Regions from separate parts of the Homo sapiens genome. Here region 1 is linked to region 2. The links are chromatin loops, found by intact Hi-C in ENCODE. Cell type or tissue: PC-9. All regions are shown on one strand. Links, peaks and the distances in the headings refer to the core of each region. The heading gives the core; the rest is flanking DNA. Region 1 overlaps ANKRD33B (ankyrin repeat domain 33B). Region 2 holds the start of MIR6131 (microRNA 6131).

Region 1 (12,224 bases), core at 2,593-10,592, 120 kb after region 2:
TACGTGTCCCAGGACAAAAGTGAAACTGCCTTCGCTGACTCATAGGAAAGTTTGAAAATATCATGTTTCGCCTATGCCTGGGGGATCTTTGTTTTTGGCATAAGCCGAACAGATTGTTCCAGGCCAGAAAAAAACTAAGCCAAACCAAAACAACAGAATGACTTAATTATGTACCAGCACCCTTTAAAATTAATTATGCTTGCTTTCTTTTTGTCCCCCTCAACTTTTAGTTTAAGTTCTGAGGCACATGTGCAGGATGTGCAGGTTTGTTACACAGGCAGTGTGCCATGCCCATTGTGGTTTGCTGCACAGATCAACCCATCAGCTAGGTATTAAGTGCAGAATTCTTTAGCTATTCTTCCTGATGCTCTCCTGCCTCACACCCCCTGATAAGCCCCTGTGTGCATTGATCCCCAACTGTGTGTCCATGTGTTCTCATCGTTCAGCTCCCACTTATAAGTGAGAACATGCAGTGTTTGTTTTTCTGTTTCTGCATTAGTTTGCCAAGGATAATGCCTTCCAGCACCATCCATGTTCCTGCAAAGGACATGGTCTTGTTCCTTTTTATGGCTGCATAGTATTCCATGGTATATAAGATTATGTAAAGAGATCGAACCTACAACTGATTGGCGTACCTGAAAGACATGGGGAGAATGGAACCAATTTGGAAAACATAATTCAGGATATCATTTGTGAGAACTTCCCCAACCTAGTAAGACAGGCCAACATTTAAATTCAGGAAATGCAGAGAAACCCAGTAAGATGCTCCATGAGACCATCAACCCCAAGACACATCATCATCAGATTCTCCAAGGTTGAAATGAAAGAAAAAATGTTAAGGGCAGCCAGAGAGAAAGGCCAGGTTACCCACAAAGAGAATCCCGTCAGACTAACAGTGGACCTCTCAGCAGAAACCCCACAAGCCAGAAGAGATTGGGGGACAATATTCAACATTCTTAAAGAAAAAAAAATTCCAACTCAGTTTCATATCCAGCCAATCTAAGTATTCATAAGTGAAGGAGAAATAAGATCCTTTTCAGAAAAGCAAATGCTGAGGGAATTTGTCACCATCAGGCCTGGCTTGCAAGAGCTCCTGAAGGTAGCACTAAATATGGAAAGGAAAAAAACACTCCCAGCCACAACACACTGAAGTACACAGACAAGTGACACTATGAGGCAACAACATAAACAACTCTGCAAATAACCAGCTAGCATCGTGATGACAGGATCAGACTCACACATAGCAATATTATCCTTAAATGTAAATTGGCTGAATGTCCCAATTAAAAGACACAGAATAGCAAGCTGGGTAAAGAGTTAAGACCCATCAGTGTGCTTTCTTCAAGAGACTCATCTCACATGCAAAGACACATGTAGGCTGAAAATGAAGGGATGGAGGAAAATTTACCAAGCAAGGGGAAAACAGGAAAAAGCAGGGAGTGCAATTCTAGTTTCTGACAAAACAGGCTTTAAACCAACAAAGATAAAAAAAGACAAAGAAGGGCATTACATAATGGTAAAGGAGTCGATTCAACAAGAAGAGCTAACTATCCTAAATATATATGCACCCAATACAGGGGCACCCAGATTCATGAGGCAAATTTGTAGAGACCTACAAAGAGACTTAGACTCCCACACAATAATAATGGGAGACTTTAACACCCCACTGACAATATTAGATCATCAAGACAGAAAATTAACAAATATTCAGGACCTGAACTCAGCTCTGGATCAAGCAGACCTCATAGATATCTCCAGGACTCTCCACCCTAAAACAACAGAATATACATTCCTCTCATCACTACATGGCACTTACTCTAAAGTTGCTCACATAATCAGAAGTAAAACACTCCTCAGCAAATGCAGAAGAACTGAAATCATAACAAACAGTCTCTCAGACCACAGCACAAACTAATTATGCTTTCTAATGTGAACCTCTAATTCTTGGTTATATCTTGTACATACATGTGTTTTTTTCTTTTAGTTTTGGATTTCTGGACCTTGACATGTTTACCAGGAGTACTAGATTTTCTTGCTATGTTCCTTTTCTTGGCATATGACTTTGATCCTTCTGAGGGGTTGGAGTCAGAAGCCAATTACCACTACTTTTTCCTGCCTCCTCCCACATCCAGATGTCTGTTCTCCAGCCTCCATCTCTTCTAAGTTTGCCTTCTCCTCTCAGTACCTGGATGTGACCACCCCATTCAGTGGCGTCATCTCTACCTAGTGACTCCTAGGAGACTTTTGAGTATTTTCTGACTTCTAGCCTGCCCCTTCTAGCACTCTCAATGCCTTGTTGCGTTTTAACCATATTTTATATTTTGTTTTTTGTTTTTTTTTGAGATGGAGTCTTGCTCTGTTGCCCAGGCTGCAGTGCAATGGCACAATCTCGGCTCATGGCAACCTCTGCCTCCTGGGTTCAAGCGATTCTCCTGCCTCAGTCTCCCAGGTAGCTGGGATTACAGGCATGCACCACCATGCCTGGCTAATTTTTGTATTTTTTGTAGAGATGGAGTTTCACCATGTTAGCCAGCCTGGTCTCGAACACCTGACCTCAGATCATCCATCCGCCTCGGCCTCCCAAAGTGCTGGGATTATAGGCGTGAGTCACTGTGTCTGGCCATGATTTTTGTTTTGTTTTGTTTTGCTTTTAATTAAAAAAATTTTTTTTAATGTTTAGAGACAGAGTCTTACTATGTTGCACAGACTGGTCTTGGAACTCCTGGGCTCTAGCAATCCTCCCATCTCAGCCTCCCAAAGTTCTGGGATTGCAGGCATTAGCTACTACACCTGGCCAATCATATTTTATGTTAATAATACTTGGTTAGCCAGGCATGGTGGCTCATGTCCGTAATCCCAACACTTTGGGAGGCTGAGGCAGGTGAATCACTTGAGCCCAGAAGTTTGAGACCAGCCTGAGCAACACAGAGAAATCCTGTCTTAAAGAAAAAATAAAAAAATACTCTGTTGAGGTATAATTGACATATGATAAAGTACAGAAATTCTAAGTGAACAGCCGTATGATTTTGACAAATATATACACCTGTGCAGTCATCCCCCTACTCAAGATATAGAGCATTTCCATCACCATAGTAAGTTTCCTCTTGCTCCTTTCTACTCAGTCCCTGTCTCATCAGAGGCAAAGACCTGTTGTTCAGATTTCTGTCACCATGGATTAGTTTAGCCAGTATTGAAAATTCAGTGGAATCACACAGTGTGCGCTCTGGTGCCTGGATTCTTTCACTCAACATAATGGTTTTGAGATTTAGCCATGTTGTGTGTACCACTAGGTTGCTTTTTTTTTTCTTTCCATAGTTAACAACTTTATTGACAATTCATCCATTAAAGTATACAACTTGATAGTTTGGGGCATATTCCATTATTAATTTTTAAAATTGTGGTGAAATATATATAACATAAAATTGTTCATTTTAACCATTGTAACCAGTGTACAGTTCAGTGGCATTTGCAATGTTGTGCAAACATTATCACTATTTCCAAAATGTTTTTATCATCCCTCTCCCCCCAGTCCCTCTTCCTCCTCCTACCCTCTTCCCCTCAGCCCCTGATAACCTCTAACCTATTTTCTGCCTTTATGAATTTGCCTATCCTACATATTTGCATAAATAGAATCATACAATATTTGTCTTTTTGTATATGGGTAATATCACTTAGCATGATATGCTCAGTGTTCATCTATATTATAAAATGTATCAGAATTTCCTTTTTTTAAAGGTTGAATAATATTCCATCATATGTATATACCACATTTTGCCTGTCCATTTATCTGTTGATGGACATTTGGGTATTCCATGTTTTCACTACTGTGAATAATGCTGTTAGGAACATGAGTGTACAAATCTTTGTTTCAACCTCTGCTTTAAACTCATTTGGGCATATACCTAGGAGTGGAATTACTGGATCATGTGGCAATTCTATGTTTAGCTTTCTGAGGAACAACCAAGCTATTTTCCACAGTGGCTGCACCACATTAGACTCTGACCAGCAATGCACAAGGGTTTGTTTCTTCACATCCTTACCAAACAAACACTTGTTATTTTTTTATATAGGTGTGTTTTAAATGGTAGCCATCCTGATAGGGGTGAAGTGATTTCTTATTGTGGTTTAGATGAGCATTTCTCATGACTCAGTGACTAATGATGTTGAGCATTTTTTCACAGGCTTATTCAGCATTTGTATGTCTGCATAGGCAAAGTTGCTTTTTCTGCTATCATTACTTCATTGAGAGATAATTTACATACAGTGAAATGCACAACTCTTAAGGGTGTAGTTCAGTGAATTTTCACAAATGAATATGCACATGTAAATGTCACTCAGATTAAGATATGATTCCATTACCCCAGGAAGTTCTCTTGTGCCATTTTCTAATAACCCCCTTCACAATTTTTTATTACCATATACAGTATTAATCTTGCCTGTCCTTGGATTTCATTAAATAGAATCCAGCAGCGTGCACTTTTTGGTGTCTGGCATATTTTGTTCAATGTAATATGCATGAGATCCACTGGCATTGCTGTGTGTATCAGGATTTTGTTCTTCTTTTGTTGCTCAGTAGTATTCCCAAGTTTGATTATAGCAGACTTTGCTTATCTAGTCTCTTGATGAATATTTGGGTTGTTTGCAATTTTGGGATATTATGGATAAAGCTGTCCTGAACATTCTTGTATACATCTTCATGTGGATATAGACTTTAATTTATTTTGAGAGAGTATCCGTGAATGGAGTTGCTGGCTCATAAGGTAGACATGTGTTAAACTTTAATAGAAACTGCCAGTTTCCCAGTGTGGTTCTTCCATTTTACACTCCCACCTGCTGGGAACATGAGAGTTCCACACCCTTGCCAACATTTGGTATTGTCAGTCTTTTTAATTTTAACCATTCTGGTGGGTGTATGGCGGTATCTCATTGTGGGTTTAATTTGCATTTCCCTGTGACTAACGATATCGAGCCCTTTCACATTTGGAAAAGGTTATAATTTAAATTTTGTACATTAAAAAAAAATCAAGTTAGAAGACATTAATGAACACCTGCAGAACAGACATCCCAAAGCCCAGAATGTCATGTGGAAGCCACCGCCCTGACAGCTATGAGTCAGACAGACAGATGTCAGTTTCAGTTACACCTTAAATCACAAATGAGTTGCCAACTCAGTTTAAAAAGAATAGGGTTGGGGGGCATATATTTAAAGAATATTTTGAAAATAGAAGAAAATGTGGCAAGGCTGTCTCCTCCCACACCAGCTCCCACCTGAGAGCCAGATAGTTAGCAGGAAAATCTGATCACGCTGCTTTCTAAGACCCTGCGTGGTTCTCCACCAACTTTGGATGCACTTCAGCCTCCTCAGCCCTCGTGGAAGCCCGTCATGACCCAGAATTCCCCACTCGTCAGCTCCACGCCTTTGCACATGCTTGCCTCCCGCCTGGGACACGGTCCCTCCACCATCCCTGGCGCTGCGGACCTCCCACCATTGCTTGGCTAACGAGGCTCAACCTGGCTGGGTGCCAACTCCTCCCAGCCTGGGCAAGTTGCCAGTCATCTGTGCTCCCACCATCCTCTGGGCCGAGCCTGGCATTCTCATTGTTTACTTCTCTGCCTCCTTCCCCAGACTGAATGTCCTGAGGGGAGGGAGTCGCATTTCAGCAATCTTTGTATTTTGAACACACAGCCAGGGACCAGTAAGCCTGCTGATGGTGAATAAATGCTCATGGGTGATGACGACAGCCAGCTGAAAGCGGTGCAGCCCTCCTCCCTGCGGGGCATGCTCTCCGTGGATGTGCTGGTTTAGTCACACACATTTTAAGTGTGACGACACCTATATATTCCTAAATCTGTAAGACAAAGTACAAGCCACAATATCTCGAGATCTGCCCTTCTCCTTTGACCACTCCACCCCAGCCTATGACAGGGGGCTGCCATTTCCCCCCATGGGGCCAGGGATGACTCTTGGTAGAGCACCCAGGAGCTGGTGCACATGAGAACAAGACCAGTTAGGGGGCATGTGAGGGAGTGCTGTAGGCATCCAGGCCAGGACTAGGTAAGAATTTATTTGGATTTATATATAGCAGAGACTGGGCAAGACAAGAAGGTGGGTGCGTTGCCCCACTGAAAGAAAGCCAATCAAGTAAAAATGAACAAGAACACAAGCTGAGCTCTGTGTCCTGTGTCCCCGAAGGGGTGACTGAGCAACCTCGGTGCCTGGGTGTAGAGATAACACCACCACTGTCCATCCCGGGGCCTCACCCAGGGCGTCAGCGGAGCATGCTCACACTTTAGGTCCTGTAGACAAAAGTAATTGCAGGCTCCCAGCCAGGAGCCTGGGCTGAGGCCTGAGGATCTGCATTTCTAACACGCTCCCAGGGGACGCTGATGCCGCTGGTCCTGGGACTGCACTATGAGTGGCCAAAGTCAAACCTGCGCCTGGCAGAAAACAGTAAATAGGTCGTTTGGCTCAATCATTAGCCAGGTTGTTAATTCTGCATCCATTGGTTTGGGTTGTACTAAATTAGGCCACACTTTTTGTGAGGTGGACCAGTATTTGTGCATGACAGGCCCAATATTTGTGAAAACATTGCCTTGAAAATAGTTGGAGAATTTTATTTCTCATGAATAGAACATGCTGTCGTCTGAGAGCCTGCCTCAGAGCAGCTGGCTGGGAGCCTCCGGAGTGGGAACCGCTTTGGCAGAGTAGGTAAAACATTCAAAAAGGGTTTCAAGTCTTTGAGTCTGAAACGAGTGGACAATGTAGATTCCTTTCATGAAATTGTATGCAGCATTTTGCAAGGAACTTATAAAGCTGATCATAGTCTATAGATCCTGAAGGTCCAATTTGCTTTCCATTGATTGCTTGTCATTTTTTTTTTTTTTTGAGACAGTGTTTCAGTCTGTCACCCAGGTTGGAGTGCAGTGGCATGATCACAGCTCACTGCAGACTTGACCTCCCAAACTCAAGCAATCCTCCTGCCTCAGCCTCTAGAGTAGCTAGGACTACAGGTGTGCACCACCACACCCAGCTACTTTTTGTATATTTTTGTAGAGACGCGGTTTTGCCATGTTGCCCAGGCTGGTCTCGAGCTTCTGAGCTCAAGCCATCCTCCCGTCTCAGCCTCCCAAGGATCTGGGTTTATAGGTGTGAGCCACCGTGCCCGGCCTGATGGTCTATTTATATTCTCCCAACTCTTTCTAGAAAAGGATGGGAGGCAGCTTTCTGTCTTCTGTACAGTTTTCTCACAGCCCGTGAATCCACTTGTGTAGTTAAGCAGGAGACTGGGAAGCTTCATCAGAATTTTTTCATCCTTAAAAAAAATTTTTTTTTTTTGAGACAGGGTCTCATTCCCTCGCCCAGGCTGGAGTGCAGTGGAGTGATCTCAGTTCACTGCAACCTACGCCTCCCAGGTTCAAGTGATTCTCCTGCCTCAGCCTCCTGAGTAGCTCAGATTATAGGTGTGCACCACCATGCCAGGTTAATTGTTGTATTTTTAGTAGAGACGGGGTTTTGCCATGTTGCCCAGGCTGGTCTTGAACTCCTGACCTCAGATGATCCACCTGCGTTGGCCTCCCAAAGTACTGGGATTACAGGGGTGAGCCACTGTGCCCAGCCCCATCCTTAAACATTTTGTATTTTCTGATTATTAAATAAAAATAGATGTTCATTGTAGGGAAAAATGAGACTTTTTACAACTTTTTATAACCTATTCAGAATCAATTACTACTGAAGGCTTAGTGCATTTCTCTCTTGTTTTTTGTCATGCAGTGTTAATAGATGATTTTATATAATTGTTTTAAATGTATATTTATCTTATGGTAATTTAAGCCTTTCCTCATGATTAAAATTCTTTATATACCTCAATTTTACTAATATTTGATAAATGTAAGATTATACCATAGAAAAATGTTTTTTTTTAAACTTTTTAAAATAATTTCAAAAGGAGAACTTTTTTTTTTTTTTTGAGATGGAGTTTCACTCTTTTTGCCCAGGCTGGAGTGCAATGGTGCAATCTCGGCTCACTATAACCTCTGCCTCCTGGGTTCAAGCGATTCTCCTGCCTCAGCCTCCCCAGTAGCTGCAATTACAGGTGCCTGCCACCACACCCAGCTAATTTTGTATTTTTAGTAGGGACGGAGTTTCACCATGTTGGCCAGGCTGGTCTCAAACTCCTGACCTTGTGATCCACCCGCCTTGGCCTCCCAGAGTGCTGGGATTACAGGTGTGAGCCACCGCGCCTGGCTTTTTTTTTTTTTTTTTTTCAGACAGAGTCTTTCTCTGTCACCCGGGCTGGAGTACAGTGGCGTGATCTCGGCTCACTGCAACCTCCGCTTCCTGGGTTCAAGTGATTCTCCCACCTCAGCCTCCCGAGTAGCTGGGACCACAGATATGCGCCACCGCACCCGGCTAATTTTTATATTTTTTGGTAGAGATGGGGTTTCGCCATGTCGACCAGGCTGGTCTCGATCCCCTGACCTCAAGCAATCCTCCCACCTCAGCCTCCTAAAGTGCTGGGATTACAGGTGTGAGCCACTGTGCCTGACCAAAAGGAGAACCTTTTTGAAAAAAAAAAAAAAGAAAAAAAAAAGAAAAATATAGCACTCTCCTGGTGTCTTCTGGGAGTATAGTGAAGTCCAGAGAGGAGATTTTCTTAGCTGAGTTGCAGAATTAATTATATCTAATCTCGCTGCACCTAACATCTAGTAGATCTCAATGGCTAATAATAAAATACTAATATGTTTTATTTAATTATATATTGTCTTATATAAACATATATTCAACTTTAATGAATGATCCAGTTCTCAAGACAGAAACATAGAATTATATGTTAATATGACAGGCTTTGGAAAATTGTAACTGGATTTTGTCATTATTCTATCCTTATGACTTGTTGATGTTTGTATTATCTAATGCTACATGCATCACCCCAAAACACAGTGGCTTTAAATAATAATTATCATTTATTTTCTCTCACAGTGTCTATGGCTCGGGAATGTGGGAACCTGGTTGGGCAGTTCTGACTGAGGGTTTCTCGTGAGTTGCAGTGGGATGCTGGCTGTGGCTGTAGTTGTCTGAAGGCTTGACTGAGGCCACAGGGTCCTCTTCCAAAGTGGCTCTCTCTCGTGGCTGGCACATTGGTGCTGGCAGTTAGCTGGGGGCCTCAGTTCCTCTCCCTGTGGGTCTCTCCATAGAGCTGCTTGAGTGTCCACAGGGCGTGGCGGCCGGCTTCCTCAGGAGCCTGCAATCCAGGAGACCAGGGTGAAAGCTGCAAGATCTTTTAGGATCTGGCCTTGGAAGGCACACACCATTACTCCTGCCATATGGGGCCAGCCCTGATGCAGCATGGGAGGTGATCACCAAGGATGTGAATACCAGGAGGAAACGAAGATCATTGGGGCCATCCAGGAGGCTGGCTACCACAGTTGTGGTTGTGAATATTAGAAGTACAGGGTATGGAATGAATAAGAAAAGTATACTCATGACAGACATACATGGTACTAGGACAGGGTCTGTGTTTTTGCTGTTGTAATTCATCCCCTGCATGACCTCTTTCTCATTGAGTTTCTTTCTTTCCTTTTCTTCTTCCTTTTTTTTTTTGAGGTGGAGTTTTGTTGTTGTTGCCCAGGCTGGAGTGCAGTGGCAAGATTTCAGCTCACAGCAACCTCCGCCTCCCGGGTTCAAGTGATTCTCTTGCCTCAGCCTCCCAAGTAGCTGGGATTACAGGCACTCGCCACCATGCCCAGCTAATTTTTGTATGATTAGTAGAGACAGGGTTTCACCATGTTGGCCAGGCTGGTCTCGAACATCTGACCTCAGGTGATCCGCCTGCCTCAACCTCCCAAACTGCTGGGATTACAGGCATGAGCCACCATGCCTGGCTGAGTGAGTTTCTGTGTTCCGCTCTTCTAGCCTTGCTAGTTCCTTTAAGTTCTCTGTCGAGCTTTGTACATCTGTTGTAAAAATTCCAAGCTTAATTTCAGAAAGATTAAGTGAATCAATGGTTGGAAGAACATGTAATTGTTACTGACAGTCACTGCCTTCAGGTCAACGGTTAACAGGCTTAGTTTTCTTTCATCACATAATGCTTGTATGATCACTGCGTGGAAACCACTCCCAGTGTTGGGAAAATTAGATGAGCCTCTGAGATAGGAATAGATTAGGTATATACATGAAGTTGGCAGAGGGAATACAGTTGAACAAAGTAGTGGTTTCATACATTACTAATCTAAAATCATAAATCCCAGCGAGAGGTTTGCAGTGATAATAAGATTTACGTTTTATGCAAAATTTAGTCTAAAGGGAAATTGTTTTGAATTACTGACAACCTTGAATTTATCAAATCCTGATTACAGGGCTACAAGGTGACCCCATGTTGGAAGGAATTATCTTGATGTATTTTACATATTTATTTATTTTATTAATAAAATGTCATTTCTTTATTTAAAACAGTTTATTAGGCATCTCTTTATTTGAAGCAGAAAAGCATAGATAAAAATACAAATATTGGCCTGGCACAGTAGCTCACGCCTGTAATCCCAGCACTTTGGGAGGCCAAGGTGGGCGGATCACAAGGTCAAGAGATCGAGACCATCCTGGCCAACATGGTGAAGCCCTGTCTCTACTAAAAATACAAAAATTAGCTGGGCGTGTTGGCGAGTGCCTGTAGTCCCAGCTACTCGGGAGGCTGAGGCAGGAGAATCACTTGAACCCACGAGGTGGAGGTTGCAGTGACCTGAGATCGTGCCACTGCACTCCAGCCTGGCGACAGAGCAAGACTCTGTCTTTTTTTTTTTTTTTTGAGGTGGAGTCTTGCTCTGTCGCCCAGGTTAGAGGGCAGTGGCGCAATCTCAGCTCGCTGCAAGCTCCGCCTCCCAGGTTCATGCCATTCTCCTGCCTCAGCCTCCTGAGTAGTTGCGATTACAGGTGTGCGTTACTACACCTGGCTCATTTTTTTGTATTTTTAATAGAGACAGGATTTCACCATGTTGGCCAGGCTGGTCTTGAACTCCTGACCTCAAGTGATCCACCCACCTCAGCCTCCCAAAGTGTTGGGGTTACAGGCATGAGCCACCACGCCCAGCCCATTTTATAAGTACATTTTGTGCCCAATCAAGTATCAAAGACATAATCTTAAAATAAAGGACAGTTCTTCCCAAGGGAAAAAGAAAGTAGGCAACCTGACACATGAATAGATGATGTATGCTACTGTTACACGCACACACACACACTCAGAATAGACTGTGATGCTGTGATAACAAACCACTTCAAGTCCCAGTGGCTTAAAATAACAAAGGTTTGCCTCTCGCTCATTCATGCTGTTGTGCGCCGGCTAGAGGGGGCAGGGCTCTGCTCTCTCTGCCCTCACTCCGGAGGCCCAGTCTGGGAGCAGTTGCATCTCTGAGCTTCAAGGGCAGTCAAGTCAAGAAAAGGGAAGGTGGCACATCGTCCACCGTCTCTCGAAACTTCCTCCTGGAAGTGACACCTGCTATTTCACTTACGTTTAATTACCCAAAGCAAACCAGATGGTCAAGTCAGAACTCAGAAAGGGTGGGGAAATGCAATTTTACCAAGAGGCAGGAAGAAATAGATAACGGAATAACGCCAGTGAGTACTGCAGCTGAATCCAGTGCAACTGAATTGTCCTGGTTCAAACAATTAAAAAAGACTTTGTGTGTGTACTTTCACCAGCTTCTTCACAGACCGTCGCCCATACTTGAGTGAATCTTCCTCCTGTGCATGCTACTGTATATGATAAGTGGAAGAGAATAGAGAGTGTTGTCAGGGACATTTTTGAGGAATACTGAAGTCTACTTGGGACAGTGAAACACACTGGACGATGAGCTTCCAGCTGCTTGTTTTCCTGCTGGACTGTCTGTGAGTTCATCTTCTTATTTAAAGCTCCTTGTTACTGAGTGCCTCCTAGCAGCAGTTTCCTTTAGCCCTCTCTAGGAGGAGCACAAATGCCTATTCCTGGCAGCCTGAGCATGTCGTCTTAGGCGTCCTCTCGTGACCTGTGGTCTGGTGTTTTGCACAATCTTCATCACCACTCCTTCTAGAAGGACTGAGAACTGAATTTGACTTTTAAAACGAAGCTTGGTAATCAAGAATAGCAACAGCAGGCTGAGTACGGGGGCTCACGCCTATATTCCTAGGACTTTGGGAGGCTGAGGCGGGTGGATCACTTGAGGTCAGGAGCTCGAGACCAGCCTGATCAACATGG
Region 2 (12,224 bases), core at 1,852-9,851:
CCCCCAAACAGCAATTTCATCTAGCTCAACCCCATACGTGCCAGGCCTCAAGGAGAGTGGATTATACAGGGCGTGTTCACCAGGAGGGTGGGGATTTGGGGGCCATCTTAGAATTCAGCCTGTTTTCCACACGCTAACTCATTTACTCTTCATAACCATGTTATCAAGTGGAAATTATTGTTATTAACCTCATAGCCATTATAGATAGGTGAAGAGAAAGAGAGATTAATTAAGTTCCTAGTCCAACACCACACAGTGGTCCTGCTTGCCCTGCTCTCCCAGTCTGCTGTGAGCCCAGCATGGAGCCTGTCTACACTAACGGGGTGAGGAGGAGAGGAAGGCAGAGTGCCAGGGTTCCCAGGGGCTAGGATCATGGTTCTTCTCCTCTCTAAGGCCAGCACCACCTCAGCTCAGCTCTCAATTTAGTTAGACCCAGCAGGCAAGTCCCCCTCCAGGCTTACACAATATCAGGGTGAATACCTGGCCTTTGCAATTGATTTGACCTGACTTTGAAATCAGCCTTTTCCCTGGTTGTAGTCAGTTGAATAGTGAGTGACTCCCAGAAAGATATGTCCATGTCTCAACTCTGGAACTTACAAATGTGGCCTTGTTTGGAAAAAGGGTCTTTGTAGATGTCGTTAATTTAAGGATCACAAGATGTGAGCATCCTGGATTTAGGGTGGACCCTAAATCCAATAACTGGTGCCCTTAAAAGAGAAAGGCAGAGGGGAGTTTGAGACACCAATGCAGGGGAGAACACCATGTGAAGACAGAGACAGAGATTGGAGGAATGCTGCCATCACTAAGGAGTGCTTGGAGCCACCAGAAGTTGGAGGAAGCAAGGAAGGATTCCCTCCTAAAAGCTTCAGAGGGAGCAGGGTCCTGCCGATACCTTGATTTTGGACTTACGGTCCCCAGAACTGTGAGACAAGAAATTGTTGCTGTTTGAAGCCACCAAGTTTGTGGTAATGTGTTTCAACAACCCTAGGAAATGAGCACACTTATTACCTCTTTTCTTGCAAACCAAGTCCAAAGGGGACACCAGAAATGGGACAGAGCCCTGAAGCAAGACCTGGGTTTGGTTTTCTTTTGATTCCGAAAATAACAGCCCTTTAAGGAATCAAGAGGTTGGGGAGAGGTTGAGGCTGAAGAAAGTTGAAGAACTGAAAGAATCTTGGCTCATTTGGAGGATAAGAGAGAGTTCTAGAATGGAGAGAAGATAGACCTGCTCTAGAAAAATTTTCTGGCTGGGCGCAATGGTTCATGCCTGTAATCCCAACACTTTAGGAGGCTGAGGCAGGTGGATCTCCTGAGTGCAGGAGTTCGAGACCACCCTGGGTTACATGGCAAATCCCCGTCTCTACTAAAATACAAAAAATTAGCTGGGCGTGGTGGCGCACACCTGTGGTCCCAGCTACTCAGGAGGCTGAGGCACAAAAATCGCTTGAGCCCCGGAGGTGGAGGTTGCAATGAGCTGAGATTGCACCACTGCACTCCAGCTTGGGCTACAGAGTGAGACTGTGTCTCAAAAAAAGGAAAAAAAAAAAAAAAAGGAAAATTTTCTAATTTCCACAGGTTTTCAATGAGTTTCTGCTGCAGACAGAATCCTAAGGTGGCTTTCAAGATTCCGTCCACTGGCAGACACGCCCCATTGAATCTCCTTCCTTGAGTGTAGGTAGGTCTGTGTATAGTCAGGTACACAGCGGGACAGTACATGGTGGGACAATTACCCCCTCGATTGTGGTCTGTGACATGACTCAGCAGTAGCAGACTAGAGAGGGGTTCTCACACTGGCTTTGAAGACATAAGCTGTCACTGCGAGGGCACCAGGTGCTGAGGACATGAGGATGGCCTCTAGGATTTGACAGTGACCTCCAGCCGACTACCAGCCAAAAAACGAGACCTCAGCTCTACACTGCCAGGAGCTGAATTCTGCCAATGACCTGGATGAGTTGGAAGCGAACCTAGAGCCTCTGTTGAGATTGCAGCCTCGGCCCACGCCATGATGAGGTTTCTTGCCAGGTGAACAGAGGACTCAGCCAAGCTGGGCTTGGACGCTCCACCCATGGAGAAGGTCAGATGATGAATATGGATCATGTTGCTAAGTTTACGATACTTTGTTATAGAACAATAGAAAAGGAATGCAGTTTCTGACCAAAGTTCCTCCCAAATTGTAACTGAATAGGAGCGGCTGAGCTTGAGCCTTGATTTTGTGCTTTTTTGCTGATTTGGTGGTTTTTTATGACCAAGTATTAAAAATGGGTGTATATTTTAAAGTCATGTTTTGAGACAAATCACACAGTTAAAAAAACAAGTTTAAAAGTCTCTAAAGAAAATAGAGAACAGATGGGCAAAAGTTGATCAGTGGTTAAACATAAATGTGTTCCAGATGGGAATGGAAATTGCTTGCTTATTATTGTTGGTGTGGCCAGCAGCTCCCTTCAGAAGCCTCTCAGGTGGCTTTGTAGCAGAAAACCTCCAGAAAGACATCTTTCCAGGGACGCCTTTCCCTGGTGCCATCTAGATGGCAGACTTCTAGCAAGTTCCGCTAGCAGGGCACCACAGCCACTTCTCTGCAGTTCTACAAGCCACAGTCACACCCTCTTCAACAAGACCTGGATCTCAGCTCAGGGCAAGGGGATTTCTCTGGGTGTACCATTCCAGTCCTTGGGGTAATGGCTGTTATTCATATCTGCTATTCATATATTCTGTAAAATTATCTTTACTTCTTGCCAGCCAGTTCCTCGTACCCCGACCCTATTGTCCTTACTGATTATTTATATAAAACTTTCCCTGTTCAAATCACTCTGTGGTTTCTCTCTCCTGATTGGACCCAGACTGATGCACTGTTCCCAGCAGCAAGTAGCACTATGTGCCAAGCACCAGGTGATAATTTCAGAGAGCTGAAGTGACATAGGCCTGTCTCCAAAGAGTAAACATAATGCCCACTTCAACACTTGAGAAAAGAAGGGAGAAGTATAAAATAAAATATAAAAATAAATAAAAAATAATGCCCAAGTTAAGCAGACAGAGCATGGGGCAACAGGGTAAGAGACTGGGTTCCAGACCTGATTCTGCAACTAAGTATGGGATTTGGGGAGGATTGTCCCATCGCTCTGTTTCCTCTTCTGTAAACTACAGAAAGTAATGGACTCAGAGGCTTTCTATTAGAGTAAAGCTAAGCTGCAGTAACAAAGTAACAAATCACACAGTGGCTTAAAGCACGTAGAAGTTTATTTTCTCTCAAATACCAGTCCTCAGATGAAGGGTCCTTGGTGATGGAACTGCTGTGCTCCACATGATCATTCAGGGATCCAGGTCCTGTCCATCTTGTCGCTTTGCCATCATATGGACTTTCACCCTCATCTGCATGGGTGCAGTTCATAGGAAGGTGAAGAGCAGGGAGGAGGCCATTGTCTTAAGGCCCATACTTAGGAGTGGTGTCTATTACCTCCCCTCACATGCCGGCAGGCGGTGCGCTTAGCCACGTGACCACATTGAATTGCACAGCAGGCTGCGAAATGCAGTCTCTAGCTGAGCAGCCACATGCCCTTGATCACATGGAAGAAGTGAGAGCGTGTTGAGGGGGCAACTTTCAATGTCCCCAACTCCTGTTCCAGCTCTGCCAGACCCCTCTATGTGTTGCGGGGCATGATTGCGTGTAAACTCCAGACCATTTAGGTAAAGAAGGAAAACATCTCTGGCAAGGTGGGAAATACGTGCCTCATCATTCTGCTTTTGCATTTCAGAATCAAGATCTGAAGAGCTTGCAAAAAAGTTCTTTTAGTGCTGAAAAGTAGGAACGTGGCAGATGTGACTAACAAAACAGTCCTTGTGCATCTGCTAGGGAGCACAGATTTTCTTTTTTTCTCCAATATAACAAATTACAATCCATCTGGGATTTGAGAAGTCTGAGCTAAGGTTTCTGGATCTGTTTGCATGTGGAACAACGATGAAAAGAAGAAAATGATAAGTCAGTTTTAAAGAACTTTTCTTGTGTTTCAAGTGGAAAGAAGGCTTGAGAATTTTTTTACATTTTACTCTGGTGTAGAAGGACGGTGATATTTAAAGAGTTAGAATGAGCATTAAAACAAAGACATGAAAATAATCGAACCCATCAATTGTATTTTTATATGCTGGCACTAAGACCTTAAAAATAATAATGTATCTAATTCTCACAAAAATATGTTAAAATGAGGACTATCATGTCCATTTTAAAGAGACGAAATGGAGGCAGATAATTTGTGTAAAGTCAAACAGCTAGTAAGTCTTGGATCTGGGAGTTGAAGTTAGATCATTTGGCTCGAGTCTATCAGAGACCTGCAACCCTTTTCTGTAGTGCATCATATAGTAAATCTTTTGGGCTTTGCAGACATGCAGTCTCTGCTGCAACTGCTCAGCTCTGCTGTGTAGCATGAGAGCAGCCATAGACAATATGAAAATGAGTGAGTGTGGCCGTGTTCCAATAAAACTTTATTAATGAACACTAAAATTAAGTTCATAGAATTCCACATCACAAAATATTTTTCTTTTTGAACTTTTTCAACTACTTACAAGTGTAAAAACCATTTTTACCTTGTGGGCCATTGTTTGCTGACCCCGGGTCTATGCAGTTAACCTTGACCTTTTTCAACATGTTAAAGAGGTTAACCCACATTTACCGAGGGCCACTGACCTGGGCACTGTGTGGGGCGCTCCATGTCCTGGTCCACGGACTTGCTAGTCCACAGACTTGCTACCTTCATCTATAGGTAGCTCCTGCTACCGTTATTCACACTGTATAGATGAAGAAAGCAAAGCGGTCCTACTACAGGTGGAACAAGGACACGCAGCCAGCCAGGAACTGAGCTGACATCTGTTGATGGACAGGAAGGAAGGATTTGGGTCAGCCATCAAGACTCTCTCAGGACCTGAGGAAAAGGGCGGGAAACTTAGGAGCAAGATGACAGGAGGGCAGATGCTCCGTGAGGATGGCAGGAAGAGGACATGTATGCTTAATATTCTGGAAAATCCTCTGGGATAAGGCCAGGCACAGTGGCTCATGTCTGTAATTCCAGCACTTTGGGAGGCCAAGGCAATCGGATCATTTGAGGTCAGGAGTTCAAGACCAGCCTGGGCAACATGGTGAAATCTCATCTCTACTAAAAATACAAAAATTAGCTGGGTATGGTGGCGTTCACCTATAATCCCAGCTACTTGGGAGGCTGAGACAGGAGAATCACTTGAGCCCGGGAGGCAGAGGTTGCAGTGAGCAAAGATCACACTACTGCACTCCAGCCTTGGTGACAGAGTGAGATTCTGTCTAAAAAAAGAAAAAAAACTATTCAAAATCCTCCAGGATAAAACTCTCTGTTGAAGGAAGCTTTAATCAGCAGCGAGCACATCAGGCACACTCGTTGCTGCCCCTTCTCATCCCGCATTCCCTCTGCTTTGGTCAGGTGGTGCCCTCCTTCCATGGGTAGAGCCAGAGATGGTGGGTTCTGGCTGGTCAGATGGGAGTGGACAGAGACCCGGGGTCCTCCCGGCTTCATGACTGCACGTGGTGGGCCCTGCACTGTGTGTCTACTGGGATGGATCAAGGTGCAACCAGAGAAACCTTGAGCCCTCTCCAGATACTTGAGTGGTAGCTGAGTTCCTGCAGCCTCTGTGAGCTCCCTTCTGAGCCTCTGGCTCCCAGTTTCCCAGTACCCTTTCTGTATTAGCTTCCTGGGGCTGCCCCGACAAAGTATCACAAACTCAGGGGCTTCCGCAACAGAGATTTATTCTCTCACAGTCCTGGAGGCTAGAAATTTTTGGACTTCTAGCTTCCCGGACTTGATTGGCAGGGCCACACTTCCTTCTAAGGCTCTGGCTGGGGGTGGGGGTCCTTCCTGCTTCTGCCAGCTTCTGGTGATGCTGACAATCCCTGGCATTCCTTGGCGTGTGGGTGCATTACTCCAATCTCTGCCTCCCTCTTCACATGGTCTTCTCTGTGCGTACGACTGTGCATCCTCTCCTCTCGTAAAGGGCAGCAGTCGTTGGATTTAGAGCTCACCCTACTGTGGTATGATCTCATCTTAATGACATCTGCAACAGCCCTGTTTCCAAATAGGGCCACATTCTGAGGTTCTGGGTGGACATGAATTTTGGGGTGGGAAACACTCTTCAAGCCAGTAAATCTTCCTCCCCAAATCTTGCTAGGTTTCCAATGCCTAAAAGAAGTGCTAATTGGAGAAAATAAGAATAGTTTTCTACTTATCTCAGGAGCGGGAAAAGATGGCAAAATGGCATGGCCAATTTTGGAAAGAATATATAGGGTGTTGTAAAGATATGTGATGATGATGAGGATGATGTTTTCACCAATATTTGCAGCCTCTTGTCCACACAGAAGGATTAGGAAGATTAATGCCTTCGAAATCAGCTATATTTTAGCACTCTGTTTTTAGTGTTTTCATGATTATCCTGGTGTCCTTGTTTTTGAGGTGGCTGCTATAATTATGGTAACGTGTGTGAGTAGGTTAGAAAGATGTTACAAGTGATTAAGCTATAAATTAGTCACTTTGGAGTGTGTAATAGTTCTTTCAAGTCCCCAGCATATAAGGGAAAGTGACACTGGTCTACAATGACTGTCTCCATGCTTCCATGCAGAAATTGAGACCTGGAGAATGTAAAGACTTGCCCAAGTTCTGTGAGTGAGTCAGTGCTAGAAAAATCTTGAGCCCAGCCCCCCAGATGTGATGACTATTCTCTTTCAAATATTTCTACAGGATTAGAATGGGCGCTCAGGCTTGGCTCAGACACCCCACATCTTTAGGTGAGTGGCTTTTAAATTGCCATTTGGTCACGCCTACTTGGCAGAGTTGCAAACACGGGCTGCAGAGTTCACACCCGCACCCTCCTCTCTGGAAGTGGAGTGAGAACAGGGTGGGCAGAGGTGGGGCTGCCACACCTGCTTCCCTGGAAACCCGAGGGAGAGCACAGGACGCCAGGCTGGGACTCGGCTGGCAGCTGCTTCGGGCGTCTCACCTTGTGACTATTTCCTGGGCACTGTGGGAGAGGAGGCCTCTTGCCTGAGCTCCTGTCCCTACTGTCTCCTCTCACTAAATGCACGGCACGGCTTTGCGGTAATAGGCTGGGACATGTCAACTCTTTTTTTTTTCTGAGACGGAGTTTCTCTTGTTGTCCAGGCTGGAGTGCAATGGCACGATCTCGGCTCACGCAACCTCTGCCTCCTGAATTCAAGCAATTTTCCTGCCTCAGCCTCCCAAGTAGCTGAGATTACAGGCATGCGCCACCACGCCTGGCTAATTTTGTCTTTTTAGCAGAGACGGGGTTTCTCCATGTTGGTCAGGATGGTCTTGAACCCCCAACCTCAGGTGATCCGCCTGCCTCGACCTCCCAAAGTGCTGGGATTACAGGCATGAGCCACTGTGCCCAGCCAACATGTCAACTCTTTAGGAGAGTTTGAAGACAAAAAATAACCCATGTCTGAGCATGGGAGGTGCTAAAAATAGGAACTTCTTAGCTTCCACAAGGGCAGATAAATGAATAAATAGGCCATAAACCAATGTAGTTATTTCAGCTGGGGGATTTTATTTTCTTTTGATTGTCCCCTGGAGCTACGAAATACACAAATATAGACTGATAGATTTTTTTCATTAATTCGAAAAGCATTTAATGGCTGTCATCTATGTGCCAGGCAATTGATGCGCAGCCAGACTTCCAGGAGGCTGGAGGGGGATCCAGATGAACCTCCCGGAGTAGGATTGTCAGGAGGGGACTGGAGACCAGGGCCATCCTGAAAACCCCATCTCTGTTCCAGGAAATTCCTAGGATCCCCTGGGAGGCACAGCCTGGAGAATCCTATTTTGGTTGCTGAACAGATGCACACATTGGAATTGAGACTGCGTGTGCTTGGGGTGGGTCGGTGAGGCGGGGGCAGTGGGGTCCAGGTGGGAGCCGTATGGAAGCCCTCCCCTCCCCATCCTCCAGGCATGCCAGCGAGTGTGGCCTTATGTTGAGTGTGTCCTCCAGTGTGAGTGGCTCCTCCGAGTGTGGTCCAAGGACCCGCAGCATCAGCATCCCCTGGGAGAGCCTTGGAAATGCAGAATCTTGGGATCCAGCTCAGACCCAGTCAGAATCAGATTTCCAGGCAGCTCGTGTGCTCATTGATGTCTGAGAGGATCTGCTTGAGAACTCCACAGCTGGGGCTGACAAATCCCCCTCTGACCTCAAATTTACCTCCTCCTTCTAAAAAAGCCAGACAACCTAGCTCCCTGCCCACCCACAGCTCTTTCCAGTGGATCCAACTTCCTCTCACACCCAGTTTGAGCAGGGGGAGACAGGAAGGGCCTCTTCTCTGCTTCCAGATCGTCTGTTTCTTCCGTCAAACACCACAGTTCCTATGAAACCCACCGCAGTAGCAGACCTGGGTCTTGTCAAGAGCTATGAAGGGTCTGAGATTTTACCTACTCCTAGGCTAAAAGTTAGCCTGCCAGTTTGACAAATGCTGCCTAATGACACGAGACTCCCGGGGCAGAGACAAAGGACTTTGCTACTCACAGCACAGCAAGCAGCATAAGTTTTGCTTTAAAATGTGGTGTATTAATGCAATATTTGAGTTATAGTAAGGCCAACAGATCAGGAAATGATTGTCATTGAAAGGACAGTTTGTTACTCCCAGTTCCCAGGAGGAGGGGCCACGCTGAGCTATGCAGGGCCACGAGCGTTGTTAGCAGGCTCAGGAGACAGCGGACATGTGGGCAAAAGCCTTGTTTGTGTCCCTAGTTGTCCGGTACTTGCTCCCAGGGTGATTAGGCAGGTGGATAGTGGCCTGGAGTGTGAAAACCCAATAGAGGAGGTGTCTGGGGCATGGGCTTGCAACTGGTTGGTTTGCATTTGAAAAGCATGTTTGCAGGAGCCTGGTTTACTATCTCTGGGGATTGGTTAGTACTGGGTGGGGCAGTCCCTCCAGGGTCAGCAAGGTCCCAGATATCAAAGCATCAGAATGCAGAGAATGGAAGACATGGTTAATACAAGCTTAATGTTTGCACTGGTTCCCTATGTCCCCAAAACCCCATGGGGGTGACGTGGGGGGCCCAGGTGGATGCTGCCGCGCAGTGAATTTGCATCAGCGAGGGAAAACCCTGAGCTCAGGGGATGCAGATGCTTTATAATGGGCAGTAAGCAAACACACCTAACCTTTGTCCCAGCGGGAGATGTTATCTTTATAATATTAGGTAATAACCAAACCTGCTCTCTGCTCTGTAGGGAGACACCACCTCTTTGCTTCTCCAAGGCTGTTTGCTGCATCTGAAAAGACAATCTGGAACAAGAGGAGAGTCAGGCCAGCCACAGTGGTTCATGCCTATAATCCCAGCACTTTGGGAGGCCGAGGCAGGTGAATCACTTGAGGTCAGGAGTTCGAGACCAGCCTGGCCAACATGGGGAAACCCTGTCTCTACTAAAAATACAAAAATCAGCCGGGTGTGATGGTTGCACCTGTAATCCCAGCTACTCGGGAGGCTGAGGCAGGAGAATCGCTTAAACCCAGGAGGTGGAGATTGCAGTGAGCCAAGATCATGCCACTGCACTCCAGCCTGGTGACAGACGAGACTCCGTCAAAAAAAAAAAAAAAAGGTTAAAATGCTACACTTTCTTATCATAGTTTACCGCAATTAAAAATCAAAACAAAACAAAACGAAAACCGTAAAAGATAAACCTTTTCGAATGCTACTATTTCCTGTATCATAAACAGTTCCTCTTAGGAAGGCCTTTCTGGTATATTAAAGACCTGCTCCAGAAAACACAAAGCGGATCAGAAAAACAAAAAGTGGATGTCACTCATGGACATTTTGATAACATCAATGTCATGTACATTTCTTTCCCATAAATTCTGGGGAATTTTTAAGTGGCATGTGGGGCTCTGAAAGGTTAGGAGAGATCAGGTTTTAGGGGAGTGGGGAACTCTGATGTAATGGTCTAATGGCCCAACAAACTTGGGTGCCAGGGCTCTGGCATGAGGGCAGAGAAAGGGCTCTTGGAACTGGGGTCCTGGTGGGAAGGGGAGGGATGGACACGGTAGTGGGTAGAATAATTTCCCCTCAAATTTCAGGTCAACTCGGAATCTGTCAATGTGACCTTACTCGAAAGTTCTGTCTTTGCAGTTGCAATCAGTGAAGAATCATGAGATAAAATAATCTTGGATTTAAGGTGGGCCCTGAATCCAATGACTCTTGTCCTTATATGAAGAGAAGGATGACAACACGGAGTCACTCTGAAAGCTCAGCGTGGTAGAACTTAGCAGCATGATCCAGCTGTGAGGAAGCAGCTTCCAGGTGTGCTGCCAGCTGCTGACCTAGGGGGTTCACCAAGAGGGCCCCTCCCTGCCCAGTGCCCTGACTCTGGGGTCCAGGGCTGCACACTTGGATGACAGAAGGACATGCCCAAGCTTACCTGGCTGCTCAGAGAATATAACCAGACAGTCAGCACTGACTACTCACATGCTCATGTTTATTAAGAGACTCTGACTGGTGGGAATGGAGTCATCAGAGCCAAAAGCACGTGTGCAAAAGAAAATGAGCGTTTTCACCTTTTAAGCGAAGATTGTTTGGGGGTTGAGAGAATGCTGGAGCCTGCGCTAACTCCCTGGGCCAGCACAACTGCGACGTGTCCTCTGCAGGGGTCTCCAGCCTGGTGCTCCCAGCGAGATAAACCAGGGATTACGTCTAGAGGGTCAGAGCATCTGCACCTGTCTAGACAGAGGCTCTAAACTGGGGCAGTGGGGTGAGGTTGGAAAGCAGCAGATGGGATAGATACACGGAGTTGGAGGGAGTCTTCTATTTAGGGGTATCTCAGCAGACATTCTCAGCTGCCAAACAGCCAGCCCCAGGCATTTCCCTGTTGCAGAGGTGGGTGCCCGTGCTATCCAATGATTCCCTCGGCTGACAGACAGGGATGGGGTGAAGAAATAGCAGGAGAAGATGAGAAGGAAAGGGTGAGTGAAACAGAGGAGGTGGGGGAGGAAAGAAAATGTAAATGACACACAAAATGCTCTGAGATGCTTACTGGATGCCAGACACTGTCCTGAATGTTTCGCGGGCACTGAGTCCTCCTGACAAGCCCATGAGGGAGAGCTTTTATTTCCTCCATTTTCCAGAGGTGGAGGCTGAGGCAGGGAGGTGGGTTATGGCCTTTCTGCGAGCATTCGCAAACATTCACCGAAACACAGTATGTTCACCAACATAGAGTTCAAAAGCCACACTGAGAATCTGCGTGGTCCATCAATAACGTGTTGGGCATGTTCTATGATCTGAAATCCACTAGGACCCTGGGCTACCAGGCCCAATGTCTCTCTGGAGTGTCTACAGCCTAGCCAGGGGAAAGAGAGATGCTAACTATAACAATGACATGGGATAATGTTGTTGTCCAGGTGCAGACACTCAAGTATTGGGAGGAAACAAAAGGACTGGAAATTGAGCCCAGGCGTTTGAGACCAGCTTGGGCAACATTAGTGAGACCCCCCCCAACCCACCGCTCTCTACAAAAATTAAAAAATTAGCTGAGCGTGGTGCTGCATGCCTGTAGTCCCAGCTACTTGGGAGGCCGAGGTGAGCAGACCGCTTGAGCCCAGGAGTTTAAGACCAGCCTGGGCAACATGGCGAAACCTTGTCTCTACAAAAAATACAAAACATTAGCCAGGCATGGTAGTGCATGCCTGTAGTCCTAGTGACTCAGGAGGCTGAGGTGGGATGATCGCCTGAGCCTAGGAGAACAAGGCTGCAGTGAGCCGTGATTGCACCACTGCACTCCAGCCTGGACGACAGAGTGAGACCCTGTCTCAAAAACGAACAACCACCAAAGAACTGGAAGAGTCCTGCAGGCACTTGGGATTGCTCAGCAAGCACCCGGGAGAGCTTCACAGGGGTCTGGAATAGTCCAGCAGGTGCATGAAAGAACCCCGGCTATATCTGTACCTTGGAAGAGTCAAGTGCAGGAGCTAAATTTCCATGGGAAGAGGTGAGGGACATGGAGTTAGATTGGAAAGGTCTCTGAATGGCAATAAGGAGAATGATATCCTGTGACCCAACATGGCTGCTATCCGAAGATTTCCAAAGTGGAAATGTGTTAGGACTTTTTCCGTTGCAAAAGATAGAAATCAAATTCAAACAACTAGACTGAAAAGGGAATGTGTTAGGACTCTGGGGAGCTCTAAGAACCGTAGTGACTGCAGGGACATCAGGAAG

What was found. Peaks named below come from ENCODE experiments on the same cell type or tissue, not always from the same donor. Only the 100,000 strongest peaks of a DNase experiment are listed, where the experiment ranks them.
Region 1: it touches region 2 in a loop (5-fold over the local background); 4 of 110 quality-filtered maps call a loop at or near these places.

The regions. Positions count from the first base shown.
Region 1 is chr5:10,595,945-10,608,168 of GRCh38, forward strand. All of the region lies in intron 1 of ANKRD33B (ankyrin repeat domain 33B), which reads left to right. Among named protein-coding and RNA genes, the nearest start is that of ANKRD33B, 38 kb to the left of the region's middle. RefSeq lists enhancers at 1-467, 4,949-5,028, 5,249-5,378, 12,022-12,224 and a silencer at 11,302-11,351. In PC-9, for the core only: no CTCF peak of the experiment used is centred there; DNase peaks (open chromatin) are centred at 4,107 and 5,657; H3K4me3 peaks cover 302 bases; H3K27ac peaks cover 2,353 bases.
Region 2 is chr5:10,472,625-10,484,848 of GRCh38, forward strand. MIR6131 (microRNA 6131) reads left to right here and starts at 5,413; the gene lies at 5,413-5,521. It also overlaps a transcript of ROPN1L not described here. In PC-9, for the core only: no CTCF peak of the experiment used is centred there; DNase peaks (open chromatin) are centred at 6,687 and 9,207; H3K4me3 peaks cover 804 bases; H3K27ac peaks cover 2,755 bases.